Regions from separate parts of the Homo sapiens genome. Here region 1 is linked to region 2. A link is a loop called in an ENCODE intact Hi-C map of the cell type or tissue named here. Cell type or tissue: PC-9. All regions are shown on one strand.

The links. Peaks named below come from ENCODE experiments on the same cell type or tissue, not always from the same donor. Only the 100,000 strongest peaks of a DNase experiment are listed, where the experiment ranks them.
Region 1: it touches region 2 in a loop (15-fold over the local background); 3 of 110 quality-filtered maps call a loop at or near these places.

The regions. Positions count from the first base shown.
Region 1 is chr6:53,358,573-53,361,072 of GRCh38, forward strand. No RefSeq gene overlaps it. Among named protein-coding and RNA genes, the nearest start is that of ELOVL5, 11 kb to the left of the region's middle. RefSeq lists a silencer at 680-1,039 and enhancers at 791-1,299, 1,300-1,807. In PC-9, no CTCF peak of the experiment used is centred here; DNase peaks (open chromatin) are centred at 559 and 979; H3K4me3 peaks cover 1,608 bases; H3K27ac peaks cover 2,125 bases.
Region 2 is chr6:53,111,109-53,113,608 of GRCh38, forward strand. No RefSeq gene overlaps it. Among named protein-coding and RNA genes, the nearest start is that of GCM1, 36 kb to the right of the region's middle. In PC-9, no CTCF peak of the experiment used is centred here; DNase peaks (open chromatin) are centred at 1,473 and 2,063; H3K4me3 peaks cover 918 bases; H3K27ac peaks cover 2,392 bases.

The DNA.
Region 1 (2,500 bases), 250 kb after region 2:
CCCAGGTCTCAATTGAGAAGTCATCGTTTTAAAACGACAGGTCTTTCCCATACCTGGCTAAAATCAGTTTCTCCTCTACTTCCTCTTCCTCAGCCACTACTTTACTTTGTCCACAGCACTTAGCACAATCTGTAGTTGTTCTGTTTACTCATTTTTACCTCCTACCTTCCCTATTACACTTCAGGATGGCAGAAACAAGTCTACCTTGTTACTGGGGTGTGCCGGGCATAAAGTGTGCGCACACTTTTTTTTCTTCCTGTTTTTCGAGATAGGGTCTCGCTCTGTCGCCCAGGCTGGAGCGCAGTGGCGCGATCGCCGCTCACTGCAGCCTCGAAGTCCTGGGCTCAAGCGATTCTCCTCCTTGGCCTCCCAAAGCGCTGGAATCAGGGGTGTGAGCCACCTGGCCTGAGTGACTGAATCTAAAATATGGAGTCAAAAAGGGGTATTGGTGTAGGGACAGAAAAAAACTGGGTGTCCAGACATGAATTCCAATCAAAGGAGCCGGGCCTTCTTGGCACATCGCGCTCCGAGAACCCGGGAGGGATCCAGAGAGGCGGGGACGCCCTTTGTCACCGGCCTGAGGGGCGGGCGTGGCTTCCCTTTGCAACCCCTTCCCCCAGTCTTGACCGCAGGCCCTTGAGGGCCACCATCACTTCTGGGTTCCCGGAACGCGGTGGGCACACTCGCGCCAGGCGCGGGTACCAGGGCCTGCCTGGGGCCCCCTCCTCCACTCGCGCGGCGTGGACACCGTTAACTGCCTGTGGCTCAGGGCGGTGCCGCCGCCACCCCCGCGGCACTCGGCTCCTCTCGCCAGCCCTGCGCCACTCGGCTCCTTTCGCCCGCCCCGCGCCCTCGGCGGGCCCGCCCCGCTCCCCCGCGGCGGTCACCCCATTCATTCCGCGGCTGCACCCACCAATCACCGCTCACCAACAGCGCCGCATCTGGCGATGGGGCGGGGCCTCGCGAGGAGCACGCTCGCGCCCTCCCCGCCTTGAGCTCGCTCCCGGGCCGGGTAATTCCCGGGCAATGACCAGACCTCGTCCCCGCGCTGACCCTTCCTGGGGACATCGGGTGGGGGTGGAGGAGGCGCTGAGCTAGGGAGAGGAGGGTTGTGCGGCCCGGACCACGCAACCTTGGGATCGGAGGGTGGTTGAGGCCTTGAGGGAAGAATGGAAGGCGGCCTTGACTTCTGGTGCTTCCACGCCCTTCAGATCCAGAGCCCAGAGCGTCCAGGCTGGAGTTTAGGACGTTCATCAGAGTCCCGAGACGCGCGAGTGGGTGGAACCGCGTGGGGCGGGAGAAGAGGGGGAGATTAGGCAGCAAGAAAATGGTCCCCGTGGGCAGTTCAGCCTAAACCTGGAGCTGGGGAAGGGCCTCTGGAGAGAAGCCTTAAATCGTTACTCATCTTTCACAGTCTTTTATAATCGTGAATGAGCCCTCCGTTGTAGACTGTTAATGCGTGTCCAGGATGCCCGAGAGTGGGGGTAAAACAATAAAAGACTCCTCCTGTTGTGATTAAAATTATATTTGCTTTTTGTATCCTCCTAAGTTCCATGATATTGAAAATGTGTCTTGTTATATTTCATAAATGAGCTTTTAAAAAACTTCTGAGATATCTTCCAAAAAGTATCACTCACCAGGGAAGAAAAGAAGAGGAAACCTAGTGGCTTTTCTGTTGACGCCAAAGGTTACTCCCTCTGCCTCACCATAAAAAAAAAAAAAAAAAAAAAAAAAAACAAACCCCAAAAAAACAAAAAACAAGAAAAAGCACAGAAAGCAGTTTGGCTTGCTTGTAAAGTCTTGGTAGATATTTCTGCTTATCATTTAATCCTTTTAACAAGTCTGTAGGAATAGATGGGTATTACCACCAGTTGTAGATGTTGAAACAGGCTGAGATTCATCTGGCCAAGGTCATACATAGTTTGTAAGTGACAAAGTGTGGGCCTCTCACCGGTAGACGGTCGTGACTGCAATTGTCCAGGTTCTTGACATTTTGAACAAAGAATTGAACAAAAGGCCCAGCAAAGCAAAGAAAGAATGAAGCAACGAAAGAACGAAAGCAGGGATTTATTGAAAACGAAAGTACACTCCACAGTGTAGGAGCTACCAGGGCAGAGGCTCAAGGACCTGGATACAGAATCTGCCTGGGTTCAAATACCCTCTAGAGGTTTGTTTCCCTTTGGCCACTTCATGCTCACCTCATGTAAATGAAGTGGTAGCCCGCAATCAGTCTGATTGGTTGTAGACAACCATTCAGAGGCTGGAGTGAAATTACAAAGTTGCAAAGGAAGACTGGACCCGCAATCGGTCTGATTTGTTGCTAACTCCCAATTTTCCAACTGCCTGGCAGAAAATGTCAAGGGGAGTAGCCTCTGATCCTCTTGTTACTTCGGGGTGGAAAGTTAGGGTTTTCTTTTCTTTTCTTTCTTTTTTTTTTTTTTTTTTTTTTGGACGAAAGTCTTGGTCTGTCACCCAAGCTGGAGTGCAGTGGTACAATCCC
Region 2 (2,500 bases):
TAGTAACTTACCCAATGAGTGGTTATGATGGGATTCACATCTAGGTAGGCTGGCTCCAGAGCCTACACTCTGTCCCCAATGCTAGCGTGCCTCTAGACAAATATAGATCCAATGATAATATTCAGACCATCACTGGGAGGTGAAGTGCTTTCTCCTACCTTCCTAGATGTATTTGCAGTTTTAAAAAGCACAGAGAGTGATGCTATGTGTCACACGAGTACACCCTGCCCAAGGGAGATGGATTCAGACTGGGAGCCCATGGGTAAAGGTTTGTTCTGGTTCTGCCATTTTGCTGGCTGAATGATTGTAGACAAATAATAGATCATCTCTGAGTCTCAATTTCTTTATCTGCAGAACGAGGATGACAGTCACAATACCAAGCTCACAAGGTTCTGGTGGGGAATGACATTCCTGATCTCATTGGATAAAAGTGTTAAAGTATTATTCACTACCTAGAGCTAAGGTCATTTGTTTTCTTTTTGTTGAGACAGAGTCTCACTCTGTCACCTAGTCTGGAGTGCAGTGGTGTGATCACATCTCACTGCAGCCTTGACCTAGCTAAGGTAGTATTCTTATTAGAGCATGGGATTCAAGCTTGTTGAGCATGAATCTGAGACAGAGAGCTTGTTGGCCCTCCAAGCACAGCACTGGGCAGCCTCTGTTCCTTCTGCATATAAGGCCACCTCTTTATTTTCATTCACTGCCACTGACTGGGTCAGGACCTCACCACCTCTAGCTTGAACCTATAAAACAGTTTCCTATCAGATATTCTTCCTGTACTCTCGCCCCTTCCCAATCAAAACGCTGGCATCAGGTTAGTCTGAGGCACAACCTTCCTCTGTTATCCACAAGTTGTGACCTTCTAAACTTTCTACAGCCTGCTGTCTCTGGCAAGGGTGATGAACTCAAACACCTGTGAAGGTCCAGAGGACACCACAAGTGAGTGAGGTGGACCAGGTGTGCAGGCAGTGGCAAGCCAGACCCTGTGTCTCTTGCCTGAAAGGGAAGCGGCTACTCAGCTTCCGTTCGAAGATTCTCTATAAGGCCTGACCTTCCTATTTTTAAAGAGAAGCTGGAAATCCATGTTGTTTGTGAAATGTTGTATGCTTAACCAAACTCAAGTTTAAAAGGAAAAAAATAAAAACACGATACAGGTCAAACAAAAGCCATCTGCAGGATGAGTGGAATCGGCCAATTTTTGACCCTTGGTATGCAGGTTAAAGCCCAAATAATAAACTTTGCATTCTAGGTCTGTACAGGTTTGACACTAACCTACCTTTCCAGCTCGCCTCCTGCTCCTCCTCCAGGTCTGCTCCTAGCCAAGAATAGTTCTGGTTCCCAGGACACCCAAAGCCCCTCCCTACCCCTGCCCCTTTGCTCTGCTGGCATCTGGAATGCTCTTTCTCTCACCTTCCCCACCCTCCAGCTCCTCCTGGAAGTTCTACTATTCCTCCTGGAGGCTTTCCACAGTTTAACTCCAGCCAATGAATGATTAAATAATTACACACAATCTACTCCCCCTGGGCCTCCAGGGCACTCTCAAAGAGCTCTGTTTCACCTGTGTTTACTTTCTACCACATCCTGGCCAGTGCCACACCTCAGAAGGCTTCAGAGAAAAATTGTGACTAACTGACTTGTGTCACTTCTCTCCTACTAAATCATAAGCAAGTTGTCTGCAGAGCCCCCCACTGCCAGCTCCTTGCCCCAGCTCCTCCCACCACCACCATGACCCAGGACAGCGCCTTATAGGTCCCAGATGACTGTCAAGGCTTCTTGAAAGCTTTGGCTCTAAGGGATTAAACTGGAAGACTGCAGCTGATTAACTCACTAGGTTTAAATTAAGTTCTTGGGCTTGCTGCAAGCAGAGCAAAACTCTCCCGTCTCTCTGCAGCCCCTTCTCAGGCCTCTGCTCTCTTTGTGGGCATGGCCAGTGTCTCTTAGCTGCATCCTGGGTCACTCAAGGTCTCAGGGTAGGAGAGCTGGATGTACAAATCACACCCTCATCCTCCTGGGGGAGTGGATCCAGGTGCTGGTGGAGGGATGCCAGCATCACCTGGAAGCAGAAAGTTATGCCCTGAGGGAGCTGTCCCTTGTTTGACTAATCCAAATTAATACCACTATTATTGTCTTACAGTGTTAGGGCCATGAGAGGCCATATAGCCATTTAGACTGAAGGAGGAAACCGAGACCCAGAGAAGCATGATTTGCCCAAAGACAGGGTAAGGGTGAACTCTAGATAGGATCCAGGACATCTAACTCCAACTCTGGAGACTTTTTTCCACTAAGCCAAAGATTTGCTGCTATCATTTGAAGTGTTCTGATAAAAACACAAGTGAGATATCTCAAGACTACATTTTTCAGACACTCCATCTCACAGCTGTGCAAAAATGGGCTGCCGATTTGTTTTTGTCCTTTCTGCTTCTGTGAATGTGGCATTTGGAGTGTGACATTTGCTGCTCCAGCCACTTCTGATCTCAGTGTAATTTCCTTAGCTTAGGAA